2 separate regions of the Homo sapiens genome follow, and region 2 is linked to region 1. A link is an interaction called in ENCODE POLR2A ChIA-PET data of the cell type or tissue named here. Cell type or tissue: Panc1. All regions are shown on one strand. Links, peaks and the distances in the headings refer to the core of each region. The heading gives the core; the rest is flanking DNA.

The links. Peaks named below come from ENCODE experiments on the same cell type or tissue, not always from the same donor. Only the 100,000 strongest peaks of a DNase experiment are listed, where the experiment ranks them.
Region 2: POLR2A ChIA-PET joins it to region 1 with 6 read pairs; 3 of 35 experiments call an interaction of 5 or more read pairs at or near these places.

The regions. Positions count from the first base shown.
Region 1 is chr17:17,686,134-17,691,501 of GRCh38, reverse strand. The region is part of intron 1 of RAI1 (retinoic acid induced 1); the gene reads right to left. Among named protein-coding and RNA genes, the nearest start is that of RAI1, 7.4 kb to the right of the region's middle. In Panc1, for the core only: no CTCF peak of the experiment used is centred there; no DNase peak of the experiment used is centred there; H3K4me3 peaks cover 475 bases; H3K27ac peaks cover 4,873 bases.
Region 2 is chr17:18,091,629-18,096,996 of GRCh38, reverse strand. It overlaps DRG2 (developmentally regulated GTP binding protein 2), which reads right to left. Exons shown (of 13, transcript NM_001388.5): 2 at 3,024-3,184. Among named protein-coding and RNA genes, the nearest start is that of DRG2, 6.4 kb to the right of the region's middle. In Panc1, for the core only: a CTCF peak has its summit at 2,829 (motif pointing left); a DNase peak (open chromatin) is centred at 2,754.

The DNA of each region.
Region 1 (5,368 bases), core at 204-5,203:
TCCCTCTTTCTTCCCGCTACCTTTTCCTTCATAGCTCACATTACAAATAAATCCATATCTAGGCAATCATTTCTGTAACGTCTGCTCACCTACCACGCTCTATGCTTCAAACGGGCAGGGGCTCCATCTGCTTGGCCACTGCTGCTTCCCAAGACAGGGATCTCAACCCTCGGCACATGGACATCAGGGGCCAGCTGGTGTGTGGTTCCGGGGGCTGCCTTGTGCGGTAGGATGTTTAGCAGCATCCATGGCCTTTACCCACTAGATGCCAGCAGCACCTCCCCAGCTGAGACAACCAAAAATGTCTCCTGACATGGCCCAGTGTCCCCTGAGACACAAGATCGCCCCCGAATGAGACCCACTGCTCCACAGCCTGGCACAGAGCCCCCTTGAATGAGTGAATACCCGATGACTTTACCCTTCTAATAGAACATGTGATTTTATTTTACCTCTCATCATGATCATGTAGAAATTTCATTTTCCCTATCAGAACAGAAGCTTCCAGAAGACAGGCCCATATGACCTCAGCTGTGCATCAATGCTGTTTGCCCATAGCTATTTGCTGAAGGAATCACTATCAAAGCACCAGAGAGCACCAGACTGAAAGCCAGCTCTGATTCCCCATCCCTGCCCACCCCAAGCCAGAATGCTGGGTGACTTTGCTACAGGAGTTAAGCTTCTCTGGGTCTCCTGTCTCTCCAGCTGCTGTAACAATTCTTTGTCCACTTGGGCTCTGGGAGGTTTACAACTTCACATCTCTATGAAGCTGTAGCTCCTAAGAAATCTTTCAGGTGGTTTTTACTTTACATTGTCTGAGAATTCTGATTATCACTAATAGGCACAATATTTACTAAGCACACTATTCTGTGCCCAGGACTGGCTAAGTGCTTTAGAGGCCCTATCTCATTTGATCCTCTTAACAAAACTATGAAATAGGTACTATTACTTTCGCCTTTGATGAAGGAGGAAACGGGCTTAGGGAGCTTGAGGAACCTGCCTAAAGACACACAGAGGCAGGCAGTCCTGCTGCCTCCGGCTGGTGAGGAGTCCTCAATCAGGAAACACTTTCTGCTTTCATACTTGAGACTGAAATTCCTTTTTTTTTTTTTTTTGAGACAAGGTCTCGCTCTGTCACCCAGGCTGGAGTACAGTGGTACGATCATCTTGGCTCACTGCCACCTCTGCCTCCCAGGTTCAGGCAATTCTCCTGCCTCAGCCTCCTGAGTAGCTGGGATTACAGGCGCCCACCACCACGCCCAGCTATCTTTTTGTATTTTTAGTAGAGATGGGGTTTCACCATGTTTGGCCAGGCTGGTCTCGAACTCCCGGGCTCAGGTGATCCACTCACCTCGGCCTCCCAAAATGCTGGGATTGCAGGCGTGAGCCACGGTGCCCGGCTAGGAATGAAATTCCTTCTAAAATCAAGCACACCTGGCGCCAGACAAAGGCGGACTTTCCCAGGTCAATAAGGCCTCACAGGACCTCCCCAGCATCAGGCCCCAACAGTCAAGCAGAGAAGCAGCTTTAGATCACTATAGAAGGGTCTGATTCAAGGAGTTGGGGGGCTTTGGCACCCCTTTCTGGATGCCAACCGTCACTGAGAAGCCTGGCCAGGGTGACCTCCTCCAGCACCAAGCTGGTCCATGAGATCCTTCAGGGCAGAAATAAAAGCAACAATGGAGGAAGGGCCATGCTCTGGCACTTTCTATGTACCTGATGCTGGACTTGAACAAACGACCACCCTATGAGGTAGATTCTATCAGTTCCCCCATTTTACAGATGACAGAACCAAGTAAAGGAGATAAATAACTTGGCTAAGTTCGCAAGTGGTAGACCCTGGATCTGAACCCAGGCAAAGTCCAAAATACATATGCATACCCACTATGCTACATTAGAGCTGCATCTCATTCATGGCTGTTTTCTCAGTACCCTGGTGTTCTACACGTGATTTATAAATGAACGAATGAATGAGAGTTTGTGGTTATACTGCCACTAAAGTCACAAGTTGCTGGATGCTTTCCTGGGGTCCACCTACACCACTGGGGCAAAGTCCCTTTACATACAGAAACTCTGGCCAGAAAACTAGTAATTCTCACCCGCCCCATGTGTAAAAAGACCCACTCAATCCATCTGCCTTGACCTGGCTAGAAAAGAAATAAGCACCAAACTCCTCATTTTGGCCAATGTTATTACAGGTAAGGGTTAGATGTGACCTGGCATGAATGGAAGAAGAATAATTGGCCGGGCGTGGTGGCTCACCTCACGCCTATAATCCCTGCACTTTGGGAGGCTGAGGCGGGTGGATCACCTGAGGTCAGCAGTTTGAGACCCGCCTGGCCAACATGGTGAAACACCATCTCTACTAAAAATAAAAAAAAATTAGCCAGACATGGTAGTGCGTACCTGTAATCCCAGCTACTAGGGAGGCTGAGGCAGGAGAAATGCTTGAACCCAGGGGGCAGAGGTTGCAGTGAGCCGAGGTCGAGCCACTGCACTCCAGTCTGGGCGACAGAGCAACACTCCGGCTCAAAAAAAAAAAATAATAATCATAATGGTGATCTCTTCTACATACAAAGCACTTTAGCAATAAAAATAACTGCCCAAGGCTGGGCGCAGTGACTCACGCCTGTAATCCCAGCACTTTGGGAGGCCGAGGCAGGCGGATCATGAGGTCAGGAGTTTGAGACCAGCCTGACCAGCATGGTGAAACCCCGTCTCTACTAAAAATACAAACATTAGCCAGGCATGGTGGCGCACACCTGTAGTCCCAGCTACTCGGGAGGCTGAGGCAGGAGAATCAATCACTTGAACTCAGGAGACAAAGGTTGCAGTGAGCCGGGATCGCACCACTGAACTCCAGCCTGGGCGACAGAGCGAGACTCCATCTCAAAAAACAAACAAACAAAACAAAAAACAACTGCCTAACAGCCCAGCAATGATATCCCAGCTGAGGAACTGTGCAGCAGCAACCAGGAGGGGCCTGTTACTATCCTCATTTTGTTTATTTATTTATCATTGAGACTGAATCTTGCTCTGTCACCCAGGCTGGAGTGCAGAGGCACGATCTTGGCTCATTCCAACTTCCACCCCCCGGGGTTCAAGTGATCCTCCTGCCTCAGCCTCCCAAGTAGCTGGGATTACAGGCATGTGACACTACGCCTGACTAATTTTTGTATTTTTAGTAGAGATGGGTTTCATCATGTTGGCCAGGCTGGTCTCGAACTCCTGACCTCAAGTGATCCACCCGCCTTGGCCTCCCAAAGTGCTGGGATTATAGACGTAAGCCACCGCGCCCTGCCTATTATCCTCATTTTAAAGGGGAGGGAAATGGAGCCCCACAGTGAGCAGCTGGTACCTGGATTTGAACCCAGGCTGGTGTGACCCCAAAGCCTGTTTATGGCCCCAAGCTATAGGACCTCCTTGCTTTCCAGATGACAAAACACAGCAACACTCACTTTTTTTTTTTTTTTTTTTTTGAGACAGAGTCTCCTTCACCCAGGCTGGAGTGCAGTGGTGCTATCTTGGCTCGCTGCAACCTCCATTTCCTGGGTTCAAGTGATTCTCGTGCCTCAGCCTCCCAAGTAGCTGGAATTACAGGCATGGGCCACCACACCTGGCTAATTTTTGTATTTTTAGTGGAGATGGGGTTTTGCCATGTTGGTCAGGCTAGTCTCAAACTCCTGACCTCAAGTGATCCGCCTGCCTCGGCCTCCCAAAGTGCTGGGATTACAAGCGTGAGCCACGGCGCCCCAGCTCACCTTTAATGCTTACAACAAAGCCCGTTCACATTTTTGACAGAAGAGGAAACTGACCCTCACAGAGGGAAAGTGACTTGCCCGAGGGATGCTGCAGTTAAAACTCAACCACTTTTCCTGATTCCGAATCCAGTGCTCCTTCCCCTACCCCGACCCTATCTCGCCTTCCAGATGAGCACAGTCTCCAAGAAGGGAACTCTAGGAGGCGAACCCAAGCTCCACTGGATTCTGCATGTTCTCCCTCAAGCCCCCTGACCATGGGCCTGCAGACGCTCTGAGCATGCCTGCTGTCCCTGTTCTATCAGCTGTCTCCACGGGGTCCCTGGTTTCTCATGCCCAAGGAGTGGGTGACTTGGGTCCACAGACCATCAGTGCAAGAGCAGTCCACTCTTCCCCCATTTACAGATGAGACCGAGGCCAGAGAGGAAAGGAAGACTCCCCAGCAGTCCTGGCTCCCCACCATAGTGCCTAACACATGGCTTCCCTGCCCCCTACCCCATGCTCGCCTGCTCCACCCTCCTCTCCTGCCTCTGCACAGCATTCTGGGCACCTTCTCTCCCCCAGCCTGATCACTTTGTGCAGAAAGAGGTTGCTCAACTAGCCGGGCGTGGTGGTGGGCGCCTGTAATCCCAGCTACTTGGGAGGCTGAGCCAGAGAATTGCTTGAACCCGGGAGGCAGAGGTTGCAGTGAGCTGAGATCGCACCATTGCACTCCAGCCTGGGCGACAGAGCAAGACTCCATCTCAAAAAAAAGAAAGAAACCGGATGCTCATTGTTCACCTGGCCCCTAGACTTCAAGGGTGCGAAGCCTGGACCACAGGCTTGCTCCTGTCTGGGGCCATGCAAGCATGGAGCCAAGCAAGAGAACACTTAGGGTTGTCTGCTGGACAGACGAAGGAAGGCATGGCTGATGGTGGTGTGAGACGATGCGCCTGGCTGCTTTCCTTCCTGGCCCTAAGCACACTCTTCATACTCTCCAGCAGCAGCAGCAGGAACTTCTCCCTCACTCCTTGCCGTCCCCCCACTTCCATCTCTCCCTGTCCCTGCTCACCACTCCCCAGGTCCTCCACCCCCACTCCACCTCTCTGCCCTCATGTTTTTCTCTTCCCCATCTCTCCCCTCCCCGGCGCGCGCGTGCACACACACACACACACACACACACACACACACACACACACGGGTTCAAGAACCAGTGGAGCGAAATCTGTCCTTTGCCAGCCAAGCCCCAGCCTGTACCTCCAAGCCCTGCCTCCCACCCTGCCTCCCCTTCCCTGGTGTCACATTCCAATCTCAGATCCCCAGTGACCCACCAGGAACAGGGCACAGCTCTGCCTCAATCACTGGGGAACAGGATGAGCCAGTTTCTCCCAGCCCCCTCAGGAAGCAGCCTGGGGAAGCTGCCCGCCACCTCCCCCTGCCCCCCGACCCCACCAAGCCCCTCACCCCACTCATCTAAAGGCTGACAGCACAAGATCCACACAGACCTGAGCATGCCCTTGCTAAAGATCAAAGGGGCCCACGGGAGACAATGTTGGGGCTCTCACCCTCTCCACCTCACCTGGCCCTCCTGCCAGGAAGCATTTCTGAGCGTCCTGTGTTCTAGGCCTCGCCCT
Region 2 (5,368 bases), core at 173-5,172, 410 kb before region 1:
TCAATCTCTCTCTCTCTGATACATATACCAATCATATAGGCAGACAGTACAACAAATAAAACTAAACACTGCCCAGCCTGCAGCAAGCACTCAAGAAAAGGTAGCTGTTAACCACCATCCCCTGTGCCTGGCCCAGAGCAATGGAAACTGGGTGTGGGCTCAAATTGTTCAGCTGAACTGAGTTAGAAGCTGCTCCCCAGCACCTGTCCAGAGCTTTGGTTGTTGCTCACTTGGCCTATATTCTAGCAACCTCTCCACTGTCCCACTTCACTTTGCCCTGCTATAACCTGCTATCTACACAACAGCCAGAGTGATTCTGTAAAAAAGTAAGTCAGCGCCCAGATGGTAGTTTCTAATGCTATTCTCCAATCAAAGGAACCAGGGCTCCTTAGAGAAATGGCAGATTCTAGGCCAGGGCAGGGAATATACAAAATGAGCCTGAGGCATCTTGCAGTGTCAGAAAGTGAGGAAGTGCTGGAAAAACACAATGGTGGAAGTACATCAAAGAAGCCAACTAAAATAGCTCCAAAGCTAAAAAGATTTGAGCAGCAAAAGAACATGGTATGGGTTTAGACCCCAAAGCACAAAATAACCCCCCACGAATCCATACGGATATCAATAAATGATTGAATAAAACAAATGAATGGGAGAAGAGAGACAAATCTCCCATGCAGAAGAATTCCAAACAGTTTCTGTAGATGCTCCCCTCAAGGAGGCGATGGAATTGGACTGCACACAGTCACCTCCCTCCCCAAAGCGGCATGGCAAGGGGAGAAGAGAGCGTCTCCACGGTGGAGAAACCTGACACACCTCAGCCAGGTGGTCAAGATCAACATCAGCAGGGGTAAGTCATGTTGACAGTATGTGGCCTTCATGCGATGTGATAAAAATGGCACTTTACCTCTGTGGCCTTCCTTGCTAACTATAACCCCAGATTAACCACGAGAAAAACATTGGACACACCCCAACTGAAGGACTTTCTACAAAATATGGGAATGGTACTCCTTAAAACCGTCAAGGTTATCAAATCAAGGCAAGTCTAAGGAACTGTCTAGAAGAGCCTAAGGAGACATAACAACTGAACTGTGATGTGGGATCTCAGGACAGAAAAAGGACAGTGGGGAGGAGCTAAGGAAATCTGCATAAAGCCAGACTTGAGGCAAGAACAGATCAATATTCATTGGTGTAAAATGTTAACTGCCAGGGAAAATGGGTGTGGGGTATATGGGAACTCTGTATTACCTTTGCAATTTTTCTGTAAATCTAAGACTATTCTAAAATAAAAAGTTTACTTTAGGCCGGGCGCGGTGGCTCACGCCTGTAATCCCAGCACTTTGGGAGGCCAAGGGCGGGTGGATCACCTGAGGTCAGGAGTTCAAAACCAGCCTTGCCAACATGGTGAAACCCTGTCTCTACTAAAAAAGGATACAAAAAATTAGCCGGGCGGGGTGGTGCATGCCTGTAATCCCAGCTACTTGGGAGACTGAGGCAGGAGAATTGCTTGAACCTGGGAGGCGGAGGTTGTAGTGAGCTGAGATCGTGCCATTGTACTCCAGCTTGGGCAACAAGAGTGAAACTATACCTCCAAAAAAAAAAAAAAAAAAAAAAAGAGCCGATCAGACATCTCTTTTCTGCTCAAAACCCTGCAATGATGTTTATTTTATTCCTCACATAAAAGTAAATCACGCCGGGAACGGTGGCTCATACCTGTAATCCCAGCACTTTGGGAGGCCAAGGTGGGCGGATCACCTGAGGTCAGAAGTTCGAGACCAGCCTGGCGAACGTGGTGAAACCCCACCTCTACTAAAAATGCAAAAATTAGCCAGGGGTGGTGGCGGATGCCTGTAATCCCAGCTACTCGGGAGGCTGATTGATAACTGCTTGAACCCAGGAGACAGAGGTTGCAGTGAGCCGAGCAAGACTCCATCTCAAAAAAAAAAGTAAACCAATATAGATTATACGCTAAACAGAGCAACTTCCAGAAGAAACCTTCTTTTTTTTTTTTTTTTTTTTTTTTTTTTTGAGATGGAGTTTTGCTCTTGTTGCCCAGGCTAGAGTGCAATGGTGCAATCTCGGCTCACCGCAACCTCTGCTTCCCAGGTTCAAGCGATTCTCCTGCCTCAGCCTCCCGAGTAACTGAGATTACAGGCATGCGCCACCACCCCTGGCTAATTTTGTATTTTTAGTAGAGACAGGGTTTCTCCATGTTGGTCAGGCTGGTCTTGAACTCCCAACCTCAGGTGATCCACCCACCTTGGCCTCCCAAAGTGCTGGGTTTACAGGTGTGAGCCACCGCGCCCGGCCGAAGAAACCTTCTAAAAACTCTGCAGTTTCATTCTTCAATCCAAGCCAGGGTCCTTTCGGCCGCCCATATGCCGCTATCCTCTCTGTCTTCTGCCCTCCTTGTGCTCCTCAGAGAGCCACCTGGGCCTCCCTGGACACACCAAGCGAGCACCTGCCTAAGGGCCTGTGCTCACTGTTCCCTCTGTCTGGAAGGTTCTCACCCAGGACTCTGCAAGCTCACTCACTTCCTTCAGGCCCCTGCCCAAATACTCACTCACCAGAGAAACCTGCCGGGACCTGTCGTAACTAGCAGACCTTCACCCTGTCACTCACCAGCCCCCACTCCTCACCACTGGATGCACCTTATTACTTATTTACTGTCCTTTCTCTTCAAGAATGGGAGATCTATGTGGGCAGGGACAGAGCTCTGTCTCATTCATGCTATGTCTCTAGTCCCTGGCACAGTGCCCAGCACATGACACCGCTAGAGATACACACTCGAGAAGTATTTGTGTGTGATGACTGAGTCGGAAGACCAAGTAGGGCTCCATCTGCTGGCAAGAGGAAAGAGCGTCCTCCATGTTAGGATGATAAAGGGCTGGGATCTGACCCTGGGGGAGGCCAGGTCTTCTGTGTCCCTGGAGCTAAGCAGAAAGGCAGCGAGGGGAGCCTGGATGGTCACCTGTTTGAAAGATGACTTCTTGCTTTCCTCCCCGAGGCCCACACTGACCATCACTGACCTTACCCACAGAGGGAAATCCAATCAGCGCCACACGGGCATCACCCGACTTCATGACATCAAAGCCCTCTCCTTTGGACGAGGCCGATTTGGACGGTTCCAGGAGCTGGGCCCGATACTTGGCGAGCTTAGCTTTCAGCAGGCCCAGATGATACTCAGTGGCTAAAGGATGGAAAGCAAGACAGAAGATGAGTGGCCAGGGTGTCCAAGCCCAGGGGTCAGGCAGGGCCCACATGTCGCCAAGTGCTGGCTGGGAAGCAACTGCTGTCAAGGAGATCAGGAGAAAAAAAAAAAATCTCTCTGCTTAAAAGGCCCCCTTGGCTTCTCACTTCATTTAAGATAAAATCCAGTCTCTTAGACCGGGCGCAGTGGCTGACGCCTGTAATCCCAGCACTTTGGGAGGCCGAGGCGGGTGGATCACCTGAGGTCAGGAGTTCGAGACCAGCCTGACCAACATGGAGAAACCCTGTCTCTACTAAAAATACAAAATTAGCTGGGCATGGTCGTTCATGCCTGTAATCCCAACTATTTGGGAGGCTGAGGCAGAAGAATCACTTGACCCAGGAGGCAGAGGTTGTGGTGAGCCGAGATCACGTCATTGCACTCCAGCTTGGGCAACAACAGTGAAACTCCATCTCAAAAAAAAAAAAAAAAATCCCGCCTCTTTGTTGAGACTTCACCAAATGGTTCTCACCAATGGTTCTCAACAGAGGGGGCACCGCTTCCTGGGGGGCATTCTGGAAATTCTGGGAGATGTTTTCTGTTCACTTTGATGGTGAAGTACGCATTGGCATCTATTGGGCAGGGGGCAGGGAAACCAGCTGCCCTATTAGGTGAGTCAGTCCTATGTAGCTGAGGAGAATTATCCCAAGTCCATGACTTGTCACATCCCAAAGGCATCCACAGAGGGAAAACCTGGGTTAGGATCGCCAGGCCTAGAACCTAGCTCTGTTTACATATAAACACAGGACATTTTGTACAGTGTTAATATACACTGAAATTCCCAGGAATGCAACTATTATGTATATGAAGGGAAGACTATGTCATGCTTTGTCTGAAACTTTACCTAGAGCTGCTCACCATTCTGGGATCCCACGCTGCCATGGCAGCCCCTCTTGGGGTGTAACTCAGTGGCCAATACAACACACCTGCATCGTGGCTGTCACATCCCCAGTGATTCTACCTAGAGGCATGAGCATTCTACTGCTTCAGGGTAACTTCGTTAGATCCTGGCAGCACTCCAGCATTTATGTATTTAAATAAATACCATTTTCATTATAAATTACTTTCCTTTTTCTTCTTCTCCTTTATATTACTATTAGGGTATTATATTGGTTTTTTTCAAATTCAAGTTATATTACTGATGGGGAATTTCATTTCAGGACTGTAAATGGTGTTACAAACTCTTTGCTCTAAAAGGAGGCCGTCGTTGAGACTGAGAACCAGGACCCTATGTTACCTGGCTCCTGGCTACTTCAACACACTCTGCTACATTCCAGACACAGTTGCTTTCTCCTCTTTTTTTAAAGAGATGGGGGTCTCATTCTGTCACTCAGACTAGAGTTCAGTGGCACGATTATAGCTCACTAGTCTTGAACTCCTGCCTCAGCCTCCTGAATAACTAGGACTACAGGCATATACCACCAGGACTGCCTAATTAAAAAAATTGTTTTTGTAGAGATGAGATGTTGCTATGTTACCCAGGCTGGTCTTGAACTCCTGGCTGTAAGCAATCCTCCTGCCTCAGCCTCTCAAAGTGCTGGGATTACAGGTTGAGCCACTGGGCCTGGCCTTTCTTTTTTTCCTTTTCTAGAATATGCTGACATCATTCCTTCCTTGGGACCTTCACACTGGCGATTCTCTCCATTTCAACGAGATCTTCCTGGAACTGGCTCCTTACCATCATTTGAGGTGCAGCTCAAATGTCACTTCTTCAAAGAGGCCTCCCCTGCCCAGTCTCAGAGGGCAGTGAGAGCTTGTGTCAGAACTCCACCCTGCCATTAGTGGGGCCATTTTACTTTGGAAAAGTTAGTCTTCTTGTGCATCAGTTTCTTAATCTGCAAATAGGGTTATTAACAGTAGTAACTTCTTAGGCAGATTTCTTTTTTTTTCTTTTTGAGATGGAGTCTCACTGTATCGCCCAGGCTGGAGTGCTGTGGTGTGATCTCAGCTCATTGCAACCTCTGCCACCAGGGTTCAAGAGATTCTCCTACCTCAGCCTCCCAAGTAGCTGGGACTACAGGCACACGCCACCATGCCCAGCTAATTTTTTGTATTTTTAATGGAGATGGGGTTTCTCCATGTTGGTCAGTCTGGTCTCGAACTCTCGACGTCAGGTGATCCGCC